3 separate regions of the Mus musculus genome follow, and regions 1 and 3 are each linked to region 2. The links are chromatin loops, found by intact Hi-C in ENCODE. Cell type or tissue: heart. All regions are shown on one strand. Links, peaks and the distances in the headings refer to the core of each region. The heading gives the core; the rest is flanking DNA.

Region 1 (3,289 bases), core at 458-2,957, 150 kb after region 2:
ATGTGACCAAACATCTCTGTGATCGTTAGGTAAATCTTCTGGGACATAAGAACAGATCTCTAGTGTCCAACCTACCAACCAAGAAAGGGGTAGGAATGCTGTCAGATAGCATCTGAGTAACCCACGTACCACCCCCTCCCAGGCATGTCAGCCACCCATCTAATGCTGTGAGCCACGTATCACAACTAGTAATGGTGTAACTCGCAGATCTAATGCTGTGAGCCACCCATCACCCATGCTGCAACTCCCTCACCTAGTGCTGTATTTTACCACCTACTATTTTTGTCAATGTATTTGAAAAGTGCCTTGAGTTATGATTTTTCTTCTTTTCCTATCAAACCTTTATTGAATTGCTACCATGTTGTAGCAAGGAATTTGGGGTAAACTAAATCTTGTTTCCAGCTTGTTTTACTCACATTCAGCTGCGGTGAATTCAATTGGCCAGTAGCTTCTACCAATCTAAAAGCTCATAATATCATCAGATGTAGCTGGCACCTGTGGCAGGTTTCCCCACCTCTCTGTATCCTGCTGCCCCCAACAAGGTGTTTGTAAATGACTTGTGGTGTGGTACTTAGTGCTTAACAGCACACGTTGCTCTTATTGAGGACCCAAATTCATTCTTCAGTTCACCAGTCAGCCTTTGGCCACCTGAAACTATAGGTCCAGGGCGTCTGAGCTCTGTTTCTGTGCTCAAGTGTTCATACCCAAACATGGAAACACAGAACACAAACTTTAAAAAGTAAAACTAAATATCTTATGAAATGATTTGACCTGTGACTTGTTTCATTCTAAGACTGTGAAAGTTCCCATAGGACTTCCACTCTGGAATATGGAATGTAGAGTGACCTGAGCCTTCATCCCCAGCCTGTGCTGGGGATTCAACTTGGCTCATAATAAACTAACTCTCATTCCCTCTGAGTGAGGACAAAGGTATGTGGTCTGAATGCTTTGCTAGTGTGGGCAGCTAAGCCTGTTTCCTTCAGGGGAAGAATATCCCTATGTCTATGGAAACAGACCACAAGGCTTAGAGTTGCTAATTAAAGCCTTTCTTGGGGCCTCTCAAGGCCCCTGGATTTAGAGGCCTGCTCTTTTTAGCAGCACCCTGGAGAATAGAACTTTTTCTATTTCAAAATTCCAATAGCCTTTGAAGATCTTAACTGGAAGCCTTGATGCAAATGGCCAGAGTTTACTGAGCCTTTCAAGTGTAAGTACTTTAAAGGAGAAAGAAATCCCTTGCACCCCACACCAGAGACCAAGCGTCCCTCCAGGGCTGCTGAGATTAGAATAGGCTGGAGGCCCCTTGAAGCTGACCTGGAGGCCAAGGACATGATCCCCTTTCTCCTGAATAATGTCCTGGGAGTGCCAAGGACCTGAAGAGGTCAAAAACTTTAGCTCTAACTTCCTGTTGAAAGGCTGCCTGTGGCTCCCAGGGCCCTCTTGTGGGCAAAGGCTTTGCTAGAACAAAAGCAAGACATTCATTAATGCCACCATTTCTCTGCTCACCAGCAGCCATATCTTTGGTGATCTGAGGCAGCTGACCCAGCCAGAGTGCAAGGAATCCTGGCCTCAGGCAGGAATTGTTACACATTTGGGTTACATTCCTTTCTCCACCCTCTTATCAAATGCAACACAATGCCCCCTTTCCCTGTACCTCCCAACTTCCCTCCTTCCTCCCCTCCCTCCCTCTTTTCTTCCTTTTGTGAATATCATAATTTGTCCGTGAATATAATACAAATGTTTGAATGTGAATTAAAATAATTTGACTTTTAGTTATTTATACTTTCTTTATAAGGGGTTTGAGGAAAAACCTAGATTATATATTTATTTAATTATATTGAAAAACAGTGTATGTTCGAATCTTTACTGTAACTTGAGTCTTTCCACTATTAATATTATCTTCACCAATTTTTTACTTCTCCATATGGAGGATTCAAAAATGCTTCTTCCAGGAGCAAAGATACATAGCAAAATGAAGTTCTGAATTTATAGAACAACAACTGCTTCTCAAACAAAGGCAACACACTAAGAGGTGAATTTCTGATCATCTGCCCCGTGCTTTTTCAGCTCTGACGAAGCCTTCAGTGAAGTCAGTTTAAATTACCGCACAGAGCGTGGCCTGTCCCTACTGCACCTCTGCTGTGCCTGCGGTGGTAAGTGCCTGGACCCTGTTCAAGCCAGAGTTGTGCCTATGAGGTAGGGACATGAGACGTTGGTGGCCAGAAGGAAGACCCTATCAGACTCAACTTCTCTTAGGTTTGCTCCTAAGAGCCTGCTCACAGGACCCCGGTCAATCCTTGCTCTGTATCTCTGAATTTCTATTTATTTTATTTTCTTTCTTTTTTTTTTCCTTGGTTTTTCAAGACAGGGTTTCTCTGTGTAGCCCTGGCTGTCCTGGAACTCACTCTGTAGACCAGGCTGGCCTCAAACTCAGAAATCCACCTGCCTCTGCCTCCCGAGTGCTGGGACTAAAGGTGTGCACCACTATGCCCGGCTCTATTTTCTTTTCTAAACCAAGTAACTCAGTTAGCTTGGATATCAACAAGTGCTTTTTAATACAGTGAGTTGGGAATTGAGTTTAATGGAAGAATCTTGAGAGCACTCCCTGATGTGATCAGACAGTCGATTACCTCTAAGAAACAAGTGTATATAATGAGAAAAAAATGTTAAACATAGAATCTGACAAGGAAGATTGCTCAAAGTGAACAAGAATTTCATTCTGCTTGTACTTCATTTGATTTCAAAGGGATCCCAACTTATGACAGCTCCCAGCATACAGAAGCAGCCCAATAAAGTTAATGAATTGTCAAATGGGAAGTTGGTATTTATTCACTGATCAAGCTGAGCAAAGCTTTGTGGATGTCACCAATGGGCTAACGCTGCCTCAACTTTCCAGACCCCTCGGAACAGACTCAGCTCCATAGCCCCTTCTTCCTAATGGGAGCTGGCTGCCCAGCCTCCTCCAGAGCCACCTCGTCGGAGTGGGTTTTACTGCTGCTGATCCTCTGTAGGTTCCCATGTGGGCTTGAGTAGTGGGCAGACATTTTCACAAGTCTGAATGGCATTTATCCTTAAGTCAGAGGAAGATAATGAAATACTTTAGATAACCCCTACAACAACCAATCAGTCTTCATATTGCTTTCTAGGCAACAAGTCGCATATCCGTGCCCTTATGTTAAAAGGGCTCCGTCCATCCAGACTGACAAGAAATGGGTTTCCAGCTCTGCACTTGGCTGTTTACAAGGTCTGATCTTTTCATTCCTATACATACTTTGTTAGGGTCAAGGACAAC
Region 2 (3,289 bases), core at 303-2,802:
CTTTGTAAACCTATTGATGAACAAGAACAAATAGACATAAAATACACTCACAAATCTCAGGAAAGAAAAGGGTTCCTGCGTGAGACTGCCTCCACGGCTTCAGAATGCAGCTCTGTGACTCTATTTAGTGATTTATTTAATTGGATATTTTCTTTATTTACATTTCAAATGTTATCCCCTTTCCTGGTTTCCCCTCCCAAAAACCCCCTCTCTGCTCTGCCCTCCCCCTGCTCACCAACCCACCCACTCCTGCTTCCTGGTCCTGGCATTTCTCTATGCTGGGGCATGGAGCATTCACAGAACCAAGGGCCTCTCCTCCCATTAACGACCAACTAGGCCATCCTCTGCTACATATGCAGCTGGAGCCATGAGTCCCACCATGTGTTTTCTTTGGTGGGTGGTTTAGTCCCAGGGAGCTCTGGGGATGCTGGTTAGTTCATATTGTTGTTCCTCCTATGGGGCTGCAAACCCCTTCAGCTCCTGTGGTTCTTTCTCTAGCTCTTTCCTTGGGGACCCTATTTAGTGAATTTTAAAATCACTCCTATGAGAGGATTCCTTTAGAGCCTTTAAGTTAAAGTGCTCAAACAGATGGTGGTAGGGTCATAGAAACAAAGTTGCCTGTAACAAAGAGCAGGATGCAAAGAGCAACAGATGAGAGGTATATAGAAAAATGACAGGGATTTTAACTAAAGGCCCAAAGAGTATCCTCATGATGAGATCAAGTTGTGTGTACTATAAAAAAAATAAATTAAACACAACAATTCAAATGCAATATTTGACAATACAGACACAAATGATCCAAAAGTAAATATGAAAAATGGAAAAAGCAAAATAGTAAAATCCCTGTTGGTGGTGGCAGAGCCACATCCCACTGTCTACTTGAATAGACCAGCAGTTCATCTGTACCTGGGACCCCTCTGCACACACACACACACACACACACACAGCAGTCCTTCTGTACCTGGGACCCTTCTGCACACACACACAGAAGTTCTTCTGTACCTGGGACCCCTCTGCACACACACAGAAGTTCTTCTGTACCTGGGACCCCTCTGCACACACACAGCAGTTCATCTGTACCTGGGACCCCTCTGCACACACACACACACACACAGCAGTCTTTCTCTACCTGGGACCCCTCTGCACACACACAGCAGTCCTTCTCTACCTGGGACCCCTCTGCACACACAGCAGTCCTTCTCTACCTGGGACCCCTCTGCACACACACAGCAGTCCTTCTCTACCTGGGACCCCTCTGCACACACACAGCAGTTCTTCTGTACCTGGGACCCCTCTGCACACACACAGCAGTCCTTCTCTACCTGGGACCCCTGTGCACACACACAGCAGTCCTTCTCTACCTGGAATTCCTCTGCGCACACACACAGCAGTTCGTCTGTACCTGGGACCCCTCTGAACCAACACAGCCTTGCTCCAGAACCCACTCACAACTTTCCACTTATATTCCTTACCAAAATTCTGTTTGTTTGTTTGTTTGTTTGTTTTTTCATACCTTTTGTACAAGAGAAAACAACCTTTCGTATTTCTTCGTGGGCAGAATGAAGGATGGTGCTAACTTTTAGCTGTGGCTCACGTGCCTTGGAAAGAAGCTGCAGTATAAAGAGCTCTCACTATACATACAAAGACCATATTCACCCATCACCAGACTTTCATGTTTTGTGCAGAATGCTGTTTCCTCTACTGTCCAGACTCTTTTCATTCTTAAATGATTTTTCTTATAGCATTTCTCTATGATGAATAAGTAAGATTAATCCTTAAAATCTTGTATCAGGGTGAGTGAGGTGGGGGTAGGTGAGTGAGTGAGGAGAAGTGGGGGTGGGGAGGAAGCACCCTCTCAGAGATGAAGGGGAATAGGGGAAAGAACTCTTGGAGGGGGACCAGGAAGGAGGACAACATTTGGAATGTAAAGAAATAAAACAATTTTAAATCAATCTTATGATAGTTCCTTCATCATGTAGTTGGTCTCACGCTACTAATGTCCAAGCACAGGTGATAGAGCAGATACGGCATTCCTTAGGGGGTGCATCTTCTTTGATTCCAACTCCACCCTAGTACTGTATACATAAATAACCTCAGAGCATTGTGTTACTTCAGCACTGCTAGCAGTTACAGCTGTTGGAAGGAAGAGCGGACAAATGGAGAGGCAGATTTGGTCCTCAAGAGTAAAGTCACTCGAACAACTTAAAGCCTTGAACATGGAGTCAGGTTGACTAGGTCTAAATCCTCCTGCTACCACTGTGAGCTCTAGGAGTGTTTTTAATTCACGGGTTTCTGTGCTTGGATACAACAATGTGTAATTTATATAACTAATTCTTTTATACCTATTCATGTGAATCTTTTGAGTACTTCCTTCTGTTCTGAAAATATGCAAGGGTTCATCTTAATTTTTATTGTGTTGCTTTCTGTCACTGAATTATATGAATTTCTTGTCAATTTTGTATATGATCTCTTACCCTATGTGCAATGCACAAATATTTTATCCCATTCTATAAGGGCTACTTTGTCTTCTTTTTGTTTCCTTATACAGCAAATTATTGATTTTATATAGTCTCGATAATTTAACATTTCTTACCTGTGTTTCAGGTATGTATAAAAATAAAGTATTAGTAAGATACATGTCAAGAATCATGTCTCCATGTTTACTCTACAAATGATAGTATTTCAAAATTATTATAATAATTAAGTTGCAGATTGTGAAATGTATTAAAGAGTGCTTTTTGAAAAAAAATTAGAGTCCAGATATCCAGCTTTTGTAACGTTATTGATGATTAAGCCTGTTTATTCTTTGCTAATTGTTTCAGTATCATTGTCATTTCTTGCACACACAGCTTTATTTTCTTAGTTTCTTATTCTCTGACTTTGGTTCATGTCTGTTTTGGTGACAATAGAGTTTTAGGAGTTCTTATGATTCTAAATACAGTTGTTTTACTTAGAGAAAATCTTTGTTTTATATTAAGAGTCCAAAGTCCTCCTGCAAGATATAGGAGACCATAAAGTTTAATGATAACTGAATATTGTATTTAGGAATAGCTTTAACCAAAGGTAACATTACCAGAAGTAATCTAAAGTGTCTGATATTTGCCTTATTGCCCTGCTCCCATTTTCTGATAACTCACGTGAGACAAGTTTTCTTATGGATTTATGCTGTGACTTTTCCATGTCCCACCTCTGTTAATGGCATCAGGAGTTGCCACCGGACCTTAGTGAAAGCATAATGACAGAGATGACAATCTTTATGTTTAGCACAGGAGATTTTCCATGGACAGAA
Region 3 (3,289 bases), core at 458-2,957, 130 kb after region 2:
GAGTAATGGGGGAAGTGACTAAAATGTAAGACATATTTACCTGAAAACTCAAATTCTTATGAAACAGATGCTTACACGTCTATATTTATTGACATTATACTGAGCCCTGTCCTTTTGTGCAATAAATATGTATTACTAAGAGTTAATAAAATAATAAAACAAGTATCTAAGAAAAGAGCCACTATTTCTGATAACTACTAACATTATCATTTCCTGTACACTAATGTACTAACTCCCAAATTGTAATACAAATCACATGCATGCATGTTATAGCTCCCTGGAGGATCATTCCTGAGGAAGTATGTGGTTTAAGACTGAGAAATACTAATGAAGTCAGTTTCCTGGGCTGGTGAATCAGAGAACAGCTTGTCTGAGGGAAGCTAGGCTCTCAAAACAGAGAGAATTGGGGTTTCACCATGCTTAGAACAAGCTGCATGGGGGTCACACAGTACTGGGAACTAGCTGGCAAAATCAACAGTGTCTAGCTTTCAAAGGAGAAAACTGAAGAACTACAGATCAAAGTGACCAGAGGACCCTGCACTATATAAACTCTACATATCCCTGACAGGCCTTAATGACAAGAAGAGAGTCCAAACCACCAAGAGTAGACACAAGTACAAAGCCAGGTACTGAGTTCGACTTATTTTATCAGTAGGGCAGCCCTTCCCTGGGGACCTTTCCTTTAGCTTGCTAAGGCAGGGCATGAGGATTCCTTAACTCATCTAAGCATTTGTTTAAGAAGAGCCATTTGAATATTTGATCATAGTAAATGTGAATCCAACACCTCCTACGTTAAAGCTAAGTGTGACTTTCAAGATTGGAATTTACAGCTCTCATACACAGTAAGATCACCTAGAAGAAATATATAGAAAATAACCAATAAGTTTCCTATGTTATTTCCATTTTTTTTCCATCCCACACTGGGTTCATTTATTTCAGTGCAAATGTGCGTGGAAAAAAAGCAACAGTGTGAAGTAAATGGAAGGTGTGTGGAATAACTCAGGACACAGCACATCAGAAATAACGGCAGTCTTAGACGTCAGTGTCGAATGGTTCAGGATCAACTTTGGGCTCCACTCCCTGTTTGGAACTGACATAAAAAAATTCATAATTCTGCTTATTGCCCAGAAATGTGTAAGAAAGCAATGTTGAAATGTTTTTCTGATCACTGTTGTTCTTATGATAAATTGGTATTTATAAAGCACTATGTCTTTTTTCTTGTCTGTGACTTAGGTAGGAATAATCAACTGCAATGGTCATGGTGTGTGTGTGTGTGTGTGTGTGTGTGTGTGTGTGTGTGTGTGTGTGTGTGTGTGAACCCTAGTCCCTGCAGATACACATGCAGGTCTCAACCCAGTGCTGATTGATAGGAATTTCTGTTTCTTCACATGGACAACTTCCACTGTTTCACCGGTGCCAAAGATGCCAAACACTGGCTGGCTGGCTGGAGTCTCTTTCAGTGGAGCTCAGAATCACCAGTCACTTTCCATGTTCACTCATTGAGGAACTGGCCTACCCAGAGGGCATGTGTGGATGAACAAGCAATCCACTGATGGAAGCCAATAGCACAACTGAAATGCTTGCTGTTTACCTTTCACACAGCTCCCTTAAAACAAACCCAGCCACTACACGATCAGCTCACCTTTGAAGGCACACTCTGCCTTGCTCTCTGACGTCCTTGCATGACATTCCATTCAGCACTTGGCTTATTTTTAGAAAGACTATCAACATATTTTCAACTGGTCTGTTTCAGCGCTAGAACTTGGAATCTTATATCGTGAAGGGCAGCACAGGAGGAAAGCAGACTTCTTTAAAATGGGGAATTACAAATCCAGACCGACACAGACTTGTTCTGGTAAGCCTTCTGATTTCCACCATGTTCTGCTAACATTTCTCGCTTTCTTACATGCAACACAACTCACTCCTAAGAGTGGATGTGTTTCAAATCACTGAGATGTGTGCCGATCTGAATGCAGAGAATATTAAGTGTTGAGTTTATTTGAACTTACTCCTTTTCCCTGAAACAGTTCTAAAGGAAAACAGAGAACTTCTTGTTAAAAAATATTGGTTTAGTCCTTTCGTATAATATGATAGAAAGTTTGAAGAACTATTGAGTATAGAAATTTTAGAATTATATCTTAAGTATCTAGTATTTAAAAGCAAAAGATACTGTCTAGCAATGAGATTGCTGCAATTAAAATGCAATAAAATCAATAAGATAAGTCAAATATACTCTTTTATGTAAATATATTGTACAATATCAAATGGGTTCTTAATTACTACAATCCCAAAGTGATTGCATTACAAACATAAACATCTGCATTAAACCCACAATCAGTCATTTAAATTAAGTATTGTAGAATTGAGAATAAAAAACAGGGTTTTGATTACTTGTATGCTATGATCTCTGTCTACATTTTGCAAAATGCAATTATGAATCAATCCTATTTGTTTTTCTTTTCCAGATGAATGGAAGAAGAAAGTTAGTGAATCTTATGCTATTATAATAGAAAGGCTGGAAGATGACCTGCAGATCAAAGAAAATGAATTTCAAGAACTAAGACACATCTTTGGGTAAAGTCAGAGTTTTTACTTTTTAAAATACATGTCTCCATATTTTGTTTTTAGGTATGATGTGCGTGCAAGCATAAAGCCTTAGCAATAAATAGGCTAAGTCTTGGGTATAACCAGACTAAACTTTAGAGTGCCAAGTTATCTGTTCATAAGAATTCATGTGGCTCCCAAAATGGAAAGATCACACCTCCCTCACTAAACTATAACCTAAATTCTGTCCTCACAAAAGTTGAGGGAGAAGAGCTTGGAGAATAGGCAATTGGGCACAAGCTGTCACTATTCCAAGTAACCTACTCTGGAATTAATCACTAAATTATTTATTCCGTGCCACTAACAAACAGTATTGCTTATTTGCCAGGTTTGCTGATGCTAGACCTGAGTCTCCTTGAGGAATAAGAGAAGTTTTACCAACCCCCTGTAGATATTGGAGGCCTTCTCCAGGAAGGCTGAGTATAATTCCTTTGCTCAGGGCCTGAATATAATTCCCTTGCTCTGTATACATTGAAGGCTGTCTTACAGTGGGACAGAAAATTATTTTACCCTCATTTTTGTAATATGTGTGATATCCGCTTCTGCTTTATTATACAAAGAACAACAACAATAACAAAACAACAACAAAAACATCCTGGACTGGGACAGCATCACAACCCTGTAAGGCACACAATGTTTAGACAAGAGGGGCAGGAACCCAATTTGTACCAAAAACCTCCTAGAG

Evidence for each region. Hi-C counts contacts between places; a loop is a spot of excess contacts. Peaks named below come from ENCODE experiments on the same cell type or tissue, not always from the same donor. Only the 100,000 strongest peaks of a DNase experiment are listed, where the experiment ranks them.
Region 1: a loop joins it to region 2, with 2.1 times the contacts of the local background. A loop is called at or near these places in 2 of 42 quality-filtered maps.
Region 3: a loop joins it to region 2, with 2.0 times the contacts of the local background. A loop is called at or near these places in 2 of 42 quality-filtered maps.

The regions. Positions count from the first base shown.
Region 1 is chr3:155,037,340-155,040,628 of GRCm38, reverse strand. It overlaps Tnni3k (TNNI3 interacting kinase), which reads left to right. Exons shown (of 25, transcript NM_177066.5): 3 at 2,065-2,150; 4 at 3,144-3,241. Among named protein-coding and RNA genes, the nearest start is that of Tnni3k, 16 kb to the left of the region's middle. In heart, for the core only: a CTCF peak has its summit at 1,430 (motif pointing left); no DNase peak of the experiment used is centred there; H3K27ac peaks cover 643 bases.
Region 2 is chr3:155,183,200-155,186,488 of GRCm38, reverse strand. The region is part of intron 6 of Lrriq3 (leucine-rich repeats and IQ motif containing 3); the gene reads right to left. Among named protein-coding and RNA genes, the nearest start is that of Lrriq3, 91 kb to the right of the region's middle. In heart, for the core only: no CTCF peak of the experiment used is centred there; no DNase peak of the experiment used is centred there.
Region 3 is chr3:155,053,833-155,057,121 of GRCm38, reverse strand. It overlaps Tnni3k (TNNI3 interacting kinase), which reads left to right and starts at 1,715. Exons shown (of 25, transcript NM_177066.5): 1 at 1,715-1,855; 2 at 2,466-2,574. The coding sequence starts at 1,816. In heart, for the core only: no CTCF peak of the experiment used is centred there; a DNase peak (open chromatin) is centred at 1,581; H3K4me3 peaks cover 1,569 bases; H3K27ac peaks cover 2,029 bases.